Regions from separate parts of the Homo sapiens genome. Here region 1 is linked to region 2. The links are chromatin loops, found by intact Hi-C in ENCODE. Cell type or tissue: ascending aorta. All regions are shown on one strand. Each heading gives the region's core, and the rest is flanking DNA. Links, peaks and the distances in the headings are about the cores only. Region 1 overlaps CDK6 (cyclin dependent kinase 6). Region 2 overlaps CDK6 (cyclin dependent kinase 6).

What was found. Hi-C counts contacts between places; a loop is a spot of excess contacts. Peaks named below come from ENCODE experiments on the same cell type or tissue, not always from the same donor. Only the 100,000 strongest peaks of a DNase experiment are listed, where the experiment ranks them.
Region 1: it touches region 2 in a loop (2.4-fold over the local background); 8 of 110 quality-filtered maps call a loop at or near these places.

What each region holds. Positions count from the first base shown.
Region 1 is chr7:92,631,315-92,636,702 of GRCh38, forward strand. All of the region lies in intron 5 of CDK6 (cyclin dependent kinase 6), which reads right to left. Among named protein-coding and RNA genes, the nearest start is that of FAM133B, 44 kb to the left of the region's middle. RefSeq lists enhancers at 747-836, 947-996. In ascending aorta, for the core only: no CTCF peak of the experiment used is centred there; a DNase peak (open chromatin) is centred at 2,227; H3K27ac peaks cover 3,192 bases.
Region 2 is chr7:92,715,020-92,720,407 of GRCh38, forward strand. All of the region lies in intron 4 of CDK6 (cyclin dependent kinase 6), which reads right to left. Among named protein-coding and RNA genes, the nearest start is that of CDK6-AS1, 120 kb to the right of the region's middle. RefSeq lists enhancers at 2,859-2,908, 2,929-3,228. In ascending aorta, for the core only: no CTCF peak of the experiment used is centred there; DNase peaks (open chromatin) are centred at 3,162 and 3,552; H3K4me3 peaks cover 2,093 bases; H3K27ac peaks cover 3,378 bases.

The sequences.
Region 1 (5,388 bases), core at 180-5,179, 84 kb before region 2:
GACTCAGAGCAAGAGGCTGTAGAAGACAGAATTTTTTAAAAAAATTAAGTTCTTTGTTATTTCAGTGGGGCAGGCTGTTTAAAAAAATCAAATGAGCATACCTCAAAACAATCAGAATGAAAGTGGTCCAGACAGACAGGTTTTATTCTCTTTTTTCCTAATAACTCACTGCTACTGTGTAATAAGGGACTAGACTGGGGGGAGTCCCCTCCTCATACCACAATTCAAGATGTTATTTCTCTCTTTCAGTAAATGACTTCGTAAAACTATACGCACCTTGCCTCTTTTGCAGGGAAAGAGCATTGCCTATGGTTAGGTCTACATGGTTAAATTAATAGTCTGCAGGAAGTGCTGGATCTAAGGAGGCAACCACAACTAGGGGGTCACTGGGGTGGAGCTACCTACACATATAGGATGACAAGGAGATTTCATCCAGTCTGGTTGGTAGCGATAGGCTGTAAGCTGGGTTGAGAATGATTCTGAAGTGCTGTGTAGGTGGAGCAAGAGAGAGTGCTACATTAATCAGTAACACACACCTCTGAAAATGAACTAGCTAAGTGAGTCAAGTTTTCTCTCATGATAGGCTGACTTCAAAGCAACATTGATACAAGGAATAAAAATTAGAAAATACAAAAGTAAGTCTGTCTAATAGAGACATTTCAACAGCAAATACTACATACATTACGGTAACTAAAATGTGGCTCTCAAAACTACTTCTTACTTTTAACCTCTGAATCCACTGGTTTTGTCTTCAATACAACATTTTTTGCCAAAGGGAGTCTTATGGGCTCTGTTGTGGGTGTGTCTTTGAGTATATAATTATCATCACCTCTATGCTCACACACCTTTCTCTTGCAAAAACTCTAATATTGACATCAGCCGGATGTCAGCAAAATGACATCTTTCTGAGGCTGAAGGTTTTCATGTTGCCTTTGGGGGAAAATAATCACTAGACATTTTCTGAAATGGAAGTGTCTGTTGGCTGAAGTGGCTTCTTTAAAAAGAAAAAAAGAAGCTTTGCTCAAAATGGAACCAAAAGTATCAGTCATAAAGCATTACAAATGATCTAAAAATATTCTCAAATTGGATTCAATCATTGGTTAAAAATAGTCCAAACACTGAAAGACTGATTTTCTCATTTTTTCCTTAAAAAATTATAATGTGCTCAACATATAAATAAGGGCTCTGGCCCTTGAATGTCAGTGATGTTGTCTACCAGTGTCTAGTATTGTGAGTTTAGTGTGGTGATTAATCAACAAAAGCTAGCATTTATTTTATCAGAATAAAATTTTACTGGCCCAACAGCAAGTTTAACTTTTTCAAAAAGCTTATTTACTGAATTTATATTTTGAATGATTCATCATGGGTACTGTTAAAAATAACAAATTATTGCATACCTATATCAAAACATCTCATGTACCCCATATATATCTACTATGTATCCACAAAAATTAAAAATAAAAAATTTAAAAAGTAACAGATTATCTTGATTATAAAATATATACGCATTGTGGAAAATTTGGAAAATAGAGTAAATAGATGAAAATAAATTACACAGCATCACTTCCATTCTTTTCTCTTTTTATATACAAATGGATATGATGGTATCTCTAAAGATCTTTTTTTTTTTTTTTTTTTTTTTCCAAACAAGCTAAGATGGCACCAATCCCAGGGCAGGATCTGAGTCTTGACTATAGTCCTTAGTTTTGAACAAGTACAGGGTGACAAGAAAGTGCATAACAAAGCTATGACTGAATAAAACTCAAATCTTGGTGAAGAAAAGAAATCAAGGACACATTAAAAAAACTATGGGTACACACATTTTCACTTCTTAGTTTATATCTTATGGCAGGGAGCAGGAGTAATCTTTTCTTTTTCCTTTATGAATGGTAAAGACAACTGGTATCCTGTCTGAATATAATATGCCTATCCAGCACACTTTGGGTAGAATCCAATGATGTGTGATAACTCAACAATTTGGTACAGGAAACAGAGCCCACAACATTCCTCAGAAATTTCACAGACAATCTAGACAGAACAGACCTATTTGAATAGGGTTTTTTGTTCAGTAATATTTGAAGGATGCAATTTTTCACGGTGGACACATTGGGTTTGTGACAGATGCAAATTCAGATATGAATAAAACACAATTAAATGATTCAGACTCTTGAACTGTGCTTCCACAGACCTGATTTCTGCATGGGCCAAACAAAGGAAAGTTGGTGTTTGACAACTGTGGATGACTCATCAGAGGAAGTTCTTACCATGTGGATGTGCTTGTTGAAATAAAGCTGGTTAACAAAGCTAGCCTTTTTTTTTTTTTTTTCCCTCTGTGGGCCAGCGAGGGTTTCATTTTAGGAAATGGAAGTGTCAATGTGGACAAACTGTTCTGAAGTATTTATAGCATAATGTAATGTGTTAGTTTCCTTAAACTGCCTTTGGACAAAGAATATGTGAATGGAAAATAAGATCTGAATTTCTAATACTGTCTTGTGTCATCTGAACTGTATTATGAGTATAAAATGATTTAGCACTGTGATATGTACACAGTGTGATAGGAATGTAGTGTAGCTACAGTGGGGTGTGCTAGTGGCTTTCCAATTAATTTTAAGAGCTCTTTTATTCATTAAGGATATTACACCTTTGTCATATTCATTCATTTTCTCCAAGATTATCACATGCTTTTTAACTTGGCAGTGTTTTTATTTTCTGATGAACAAAAGTTTTCAATTTTTATATAATCAAATATATTAGTATTTTTGTTTGTGACTTCTTAATGCTTTGAAAATATATCTCCATTCTAGGGTCACAGATACTTCCTATAGTTTCTTTATTCTTTTATGGCTTCACTTTTAATATGTAACTCTTTAAGCCATCTGTCATTTGCTCTGTGGTGAGGAATAGTGAGAATCTAATCAGGTTACCATTTTTCCCCCATGAAATTGACCAATTACCCTATTCTCATTTGTTGCATATGCCGTTCTGTCCTCCCAGATTTGTGATTTATGATAAATTGCATCACTTCCTAAATTAGGGTTTCAAGTCTCATTCTCTATTCTGTTCCATTAATGTCTGTCACTTCTGCTGGTACCACATTATTTTTATTACTGTAGTTGCATAATGTATTTTAGTGCTTGGTAGCAGGAGTTTCTCTTCATAACTTTTTTTTTTTGGTAACAAAAAATTCTTGGCTATTTTCACCAGTTTAACTCTTCCAAATGCATTTCAGGAAATCCCACTGGAATTCTGACTGGAGTTGCATAAACCTATGAATTAATTTGGAAACCTTTTATATCCTTACAACTATTCAATCTTCCTGTTCAGGAAAATGGAATATTTAATATCTTTCTAATAATCAAATATTCTCTATATCTAGGAAAGTCATTTTTATGTATCTCAATCAAGTTTTATAGTTTTCTTGATATGGGTTCTACACATTGACTTACATCCATCTACATTTTTGATTTTTATACTGGGAATGAGATGGAGCTGCTGCTAACTCTGGAGAAACTTACTGCTGATCTTTTATCTTTGGACATGATCCTGACTGTTCTCCTAAGTGATGGATTATCTTAGATTTGAAAAGTATAGGAAGTAAAGGACAAGAGGGACATGTGGGGGGATGTAGTAGAGTCTGTTTTATATTCATAGTGAGAAGACTCTGAACCTCCCAGGAGGGCTCTAAAGGTTAAAAAACATGCAACCAAAAGCACCGAGGATTAGTAAAAAGAAATAATGTGCAGTAAGTGCTCAGAGGGATGACTCATTGCATTGGATCATCTTTGGGAAACCACCTACTAAGCAGAATTTAGCAGCTAAAGCGTTATTTTTGGTGCACAGTTTATTGCTACTTCCTCTTGGGAAAAAAAGATTAATCCTAGCTCCCTAAAACACTTAAGAATGGTCACCCTGGCAAACCGGCCTGTCAGGTAACAATGTTGTTTCCAGATCAGGGCAGTGTTAGGTTCCCTGTAGGGATTTCTTCAGAACAAGGGAGAAGCACTTTACCACATGTTATGGAAAGGAGTATAGACCAGGAGACAGAAGATCCAGCTCTTAGTGCTGGCTCTGTAACTGATTAACAAATAAATCCCAGAGTGCAGGCAGGCCACTTAATCTCTGCTCATCTGCTAAAAAACAGATATCACAGCTTCTGTCGTACTCCATATCATGGAAGAAAATAACACAAAATAATAAACCATGTGAATGAAGCAGTTAAAACTGCTGAGAAATAAAATTAACCTGCTCAGTAAAAGTAAGGCTACCAATCAAGAACAAATAGAATGAACTGTTACTCGTTCCAAAGTTATTTATTTTTGCTTAATACTGTATTTCCTTCTCCTTTTTCTCTGTCCTGTGGTTTCTTTTCCTTGTTTCATTATGACTAAATATGCAAGGAAAATTCAATGCTGTTATTTTGGTCCTATCTTTGGCCCAAATCTCTAGATTTAATTTACCCATGATACCGTGCTGTGCTATTTAAAAAGATCACTAAGAAAACTTTATAGATGATGAAGTTAGGAAAATGACAAATAAGGGGATAAATGCGTTTCCTTATTTAGGTGAGGACTATGGCTGAGAAGATTCTGTAACTTAGACATAGTCAGGGACGTGATAAGAGCAGGAGCTGTAATCAGTTTTGCTAATCATGATTTCTAAACAATACTATTTTATCAAGTATTTAAATGCAATCTATCCGTAGCACATTTAAAAAAAAGTTATAAGAAATATTTTTAAATTTGTTATTATTATTATTTTTTGAGACAAGATCTCATTCTGTTGCCCAGGCTGGGGTGCAGTGAAGTGATCTCAGCTTGCTGAAGCCTCCATTTTCTGGGTCAATCATTCACCCACCTCAGCCTCCTGAGTAGCTGGGACCACAGGGGCATGCCACCACACCAGGCTAATTTTTGTATTTTTTGTTTTGTAGAGACAGGGTTTTGCCATGTTGCTCAGGCTGGTTTCGAACTCCTGAGCTCAAGCGATCTGCTGCCTTAGCCTCGCAAAGTGCTGGGATTACAGGCGTGCACCACTGTGCCCAGCCAACACAAATATTAAGGTCAACTTCTGGTTTCAGTACAAACTATTTAGTTTATTTATGAAGCAAATGAACTTACAAGAATGAGAAGGCTGAGGGGATATGATTATATATAAGATCCATTTGCATTATACATTCTCTAGAGAGGTACAACTCTCTGTCATATTTTTGATTTTATAACTATAAGAGAAAAATATCACCGGCAAAGGCTTTATGTCACTCATAAGAAATGAAACAGCATTTGATAAAAAACAGCATGTACAGGAATAAATAATTACATTTTGGTAAAAATATATGTTAAAAAAGATAAAATATTTATGAAATATGTTTTCTTCTTCCCCTGAGACGGA
Region 2 (5,388 bases), core at 271-5,270:
CCTCACTGAAATCATCCAGCGTTACATAAGGTGCAGATAGTATTTAACGTCACCATGAAATCTATCAACTGAAATATGCCAGCCATGTATTTATAAAACACTTCCGTACATTTCAAAGCATTGGTAACATTTAAAAAAGTAATTATTAAAAATCGAAATGGGAAAAAAGAAAGGGAAGGACAGTGCTAGAAATTTTTTAAAAAGAATTTAAGACAGAAGAGGAAAATGAATCTTGTAACTTTATATCAGTATCCAAACCTGAAGTAGTAGAGCTTTTTCTCCCTTATTTTGGGGTTTTTATGGTTGAGCTGTTAAATTTACAGCCCCATTTTTAGATTCTGCCAGCCTTCAAAATAAATATATGAGCAGCGCTAAAGTAAATTCTCCTACGCTTTCCCCTTTTCTCTTTTGGATGTTTCCCTGAGATTTGAAGGTAGATTATTCCTCCACAGCCAACAGTAAAGTTCAACATTCAAATTTATGAAGGATTTAAAAATCATCAGTATCCTTGTAGATAGATGCTGGGTGCAACAATGTCACTCACCCTGGGTTTCAATCCCTAGAGAGGGGGAAAGCAGAAAGCAGGAGCAATAAGAGGAATGGTTCAGCAGCCAAAGACTATCATTTAGAAATGCATTGGGAAGATTAGCAATAAAGTCAATAAATGCATCAGAAAATCCGGCACTACAAAGTAATTGTATAAAAGTCTGAGCTCAACTTTTGGAGAGACCTACACAGATAACAGGATCATAAATTTAATCTTCTCAAGGACCCAAATGGACTAGATAAAATGACTAAGGGAAACTGCAATGCAGAGATTTTCAACCCCTTCTTGGGACACTATGGTTTCTCCAAAGATCCCAAGGGATCTTAGCTTTAAAATAAAAGCATAACATACAGAACATCTAAGTGCACAAGTCAGGAGATCTGGCAAGGTTTGTGATCTCAAATAAAGAGGGATGAAGCACAATAATTATCTGAAGGTTATGAATGGCTGCCCAGACACACATTCAAAGTGTAAATGTTACTCCCTCAGAGCTCAAGTTATTATCAAGGAGTGACGCAGGCAATTGGGAAGATTAGTTGAAAGTTGTGTCTAAAACAAATTAAAAAAATTTTTTTGGATGCTTATAATTGATGATGCAATGACACAAGCAGCAACATGGAGAATGCAGAGTAGGAAATCCATTCATTGATTCATTTGTAAAAGCAGGGAGTTGTGAAAGCAATTAAGTTCAAAGAATAGTGAAAAACTGATAAAGAATATGTGCTTATGTTATGTGCTTACCACTTTGGGTAGAAGCGATGGAAAGACAGAAAGGTAGGTTGGAGCTGAGCTTCAAAAAACTTTGTATGCCATGCTGTAGAGTTACAGTTCATTCTCTAGGCACTGGAGAATCGTAAGGATTCATTCATTCATTCACCATGTACTCAAGTGCCCACCTCGTGCAAGGAAGGCACTGTAGGAAATGCTAAAATACATTATTTGGACTGAGTGAATAAAAATGGATATGGCCAATGTTACAGAATTTGAGAAACATTATCTTGACTCAGAAACTTACACTATGATATTATCAAAGCCTAAGCAAAATATTGCCACCTCTCCTTTCCTTAAAAGGAAGCAGTGACAGCTCTAAAATACAAGCAGCTCACGTGTCCAAAGAATTAAAGAGGACACAAAAATCCAAATTATTGAAATGTTGCTTTATATTCAATTCCAAGGACCATGTCTCATACTCCTATGAGTATGAATATAACACTTGCGTTGAGTTAAGCAAATTTAGGGGAGATGGAATTATCTCATTAAATAGAACTCTTCAGAGAAGCCCCTAAACTAGCACAGAGGCATATTCCCAAAAATGTTAAATGTAGGAGGCAAAATGTTTTTTCATCTTCTGGATCCCTGAGAAGCCCTTTACTTGAAAAACTTTCTGAAGCATATGGTCTCATTAATCTTAAGACAATGCTTAGTCTTTATATCCAGTTTGGCCTCAGGCTTTTGAGATTTTGAATGGCATCATATAGGGTGTCCGTATGAAAAACAGGCCCAGGCATGGTAGCTCATGTCTGTAATCTCAGCACTTTGGGAGGCTGAGACAAGAGGATTGCTTGAGGAATTTGAGATCAGCCTGGGCAACATAATGAGACCCCCATCTCTTAAAAAAAAAAAGAACGTAGCTGGGCGTGGTGGTGTGAACCTGTAGTCCTACTACTTGGGAGGCTGAGGCAGGAGGATGGCTTGAGCCCAGGAGTTGGAGCCTGCACTAAGCTATGACTGTGCCATTGCACTCTAGCCTGGACGACACAGCAAGACCTGGTCAAGGAAAGGAAAGGGGAAAGGAAAGGGAAAGGGGAAGGAGAAGGGGAAAGGAAAGGAAAAAGGAAGGAAGGAAGGAAGGGAGGGAGGGAGGGAAGGAAGAAAGGAAGGGAAAGGAAAGAAGAAAGAAAGAAAAAGAAAGAAAGAAAGAAAAGAAAGAAAAGAAAAGAAAAAGAAAGAAAGAAAAGAAAAAGAAAGAAAGAAAGACAGACAACCAGATTCTCTGTATCATACCCTGATAGATGCTGGCTGAACAAATGTAGGAAAAAAGCAAGGAACTTCTGGCTCTTTCTCCGAGTAAAACATCCTCCAGGCAGTAGCATTACAGTTGAACTGTTTTTGTCCAGAACTAATTCGCAACAGTGACCACTTATGAAGGAGCTAGAATTAGGTGAGTCAAATGAATGACTATCTTTTATAAACAAGGGAATCAGTCATTTGATTCACTTCGCAAATCCACTTGGTGCAATTAGATAGCCACATGCATGCACATGCACCAACAGCAGCTTTCTGTGCAGTATGGAATACATTCTCTTTCTACATGGCAGAAATTCTCACAGTGGTCATCGATATTTGCCTTCACCGTGGAGGCAGAGCTAACCTATCAGATGGTAACTCAAATGTGTTTTATTACCACTGAGAACGCGCAGTGGAGAATCTGGATGGGTTTTCATGTTTGTTTTGGCTCTGGCATTTTCCATGTACCCAGCCCTGGGAATCCTAAAGAAAACGTGTCCTGTTCCCAGCTCTGTGCACTGCCCCCATTGTGTTCCACTTCCCTCACTGGTGAAAGTGAAAACGAAACCGGCACAAACCCTCCATTGTTAACTATGAAATATGTACTGGCAACTGGATGTTTTAACAAAACAGACCTGGTTGTGTCATGGCAAGATGTTGAGAGGGGAAGGAGTCACAGGAGCCCTTCCTGCTTCAGAGGTGTGTCCTGCACTTTCGCTGAGGTGCCGAGGCGACGGGGCTTTGGGTTTTTTCCATTATACTCATGTAATGTTCTTGGTTTGATTTATTCAGTATGCACTGGCAGCTTTTGGAGGCTTCTGTGGGAGCTACTCGGCTGCCCAAGCCGAGGCACAAACCCTGCCAGGTCTCCATAGTAAATACAACACGCACGAAGAGGAAACAAGCATAAACAATTTATTTTCTCCTGTAAAAGATGACATTGTTCTCCGATCTCTGGTCCTGCTTCACTTTGTCACTTGGTGGTGCCAACTGGGTGCCGTGGAATGAGTTATTCCAAACACACACACACACCCCAAGCACGAATTGCATGACGCGCACATTCACAGGGCCCACATCCAGGCGCGTTCAACAGGAGGATGCTGGTGACCTCTTTAAGCATCCCACATTTTGACCTGGGTAAGGAGGGAGGGCTTCCCTGGCCCTTAGCCTAGGCAGGTTCTTGAGCCTTATCATATGGCCTCATAAAACCATATCCCTTTCCTTTATTGCATTTATCTCTGTTTCTAACTAGACATTTCTTTGTGTGACTATCTGATTCAGATCTATCTCTCCATCTCGCTTGTAAGCTCTCTGACCTTGTCCATTTCCATTCACCATCATCCCTCAGCTTCACTGACAGCGTCTGCACATAGAAAGTGATCAGTAATTATTTGTTGACTGAAAGCCACAACTCCATTTCATTGATTTTCTCCCCTAGGCTTATCAAAGTTTCTGAATCCACGAGGTTCCGTTAGTGTTACTAAATGCTATCAACACTGAGGTCAGAGTAAGGAAGGAATATCATCAGAGGCACAGGAAGGGGATGTAAGTAATTTTTTTTTCTTCAACTTTAAGTTCCAGGGTACATGTGCAGGATGTACAGGTTTGTTACATAGGTAAACGTGTGCCATGGTGGTCAGCTACACAGACCATCCCATCACCTGGGTATCAAGTCCAGTATTCATTAGCTATTCTTCCTGATGCTTTCCCTGGCAATTTTTGTAATACTTCTGGTATTAAATAAGTTAATGATCTCAAATAAAGCAATATTGGGAATCTTATCAGTTACAGATTTAAAAAAAAATTTCCAAAATTAAGTTTTGTACTTTGTACAGCTGTCGAATAAAAGTCTTCTCATGTTTAACATTTACTTGTTGTCTTTTTGTAATTTCTATGGAATAAAGGGTGTTTTCAGAACATGTATATCTTTTATTAGTGAAGGTAATATGGAAAAAAAGATTCTTGGAGAAAGAGAATATAATTCACTTAGTGAGAATTTTATTAAGTCACTAAAAAGATGGGAACATACTCCCACTCTTCCATTATGGTACAAAGAGGAATGTTTCTCTAAACTATACAGGTGTGTTTGGCACAGGCATTTGAAGGAAAAATGCTAACTTCATGAATAGCATTAAATGATTGTATAAAGGCCCCAAAAATACAAAGATACTGAGGTACCAAAAAGAATGACCTCATTTTAGGGTACACTTCTCTCTACCCACGGATGGCTTTATGATGGCTGTCCTGGGGAGTGGCTGGCTCTAACTGCCTGGGTGTTGGCAATCACCTGTGGTATAAAAACATCAATACTGGCATTGCCTTGGGTGGTCCTTACAGTATTCCCATGTACACTGAGAGCAGCACAATGAATGTGCTGTTGCAATTATGGACTTGGGTGATTTTAAGGGAGAGGACACAGATAGGACTGAATCAAGAGAATGCTTCATTTTTCCTAAGCAATGATACTTTTATAAGACATTCAGGTGCACAATGTGGCAAAAGTTTTATTGAGGTCTACATAAAAAAAGAAAACCAGGAGGCACCAGTTCATGACCCAGTGTTCCTCACTGTGTCAAAATGTGGCATGAGCTAGTTGTCTGTTTTTGGTTTTATTATTTTAACAAGACTTAAAAAATATTCTTTAAAAATGGACTCCTAAACATTTGTGGAACCTCTAAATACCCTTTGTAGAATCTGAGAGTTCCACAGAACACAGTTTGATACCCTCTTGGGTACTGAATTTTTGGTATGGAGAAAAGAGGAGTGGGGATAGTGGGCCAGAGCCAGAATATAAACATTAGAATTCTCCAAGCCATTTACAATCTATTTGGTAA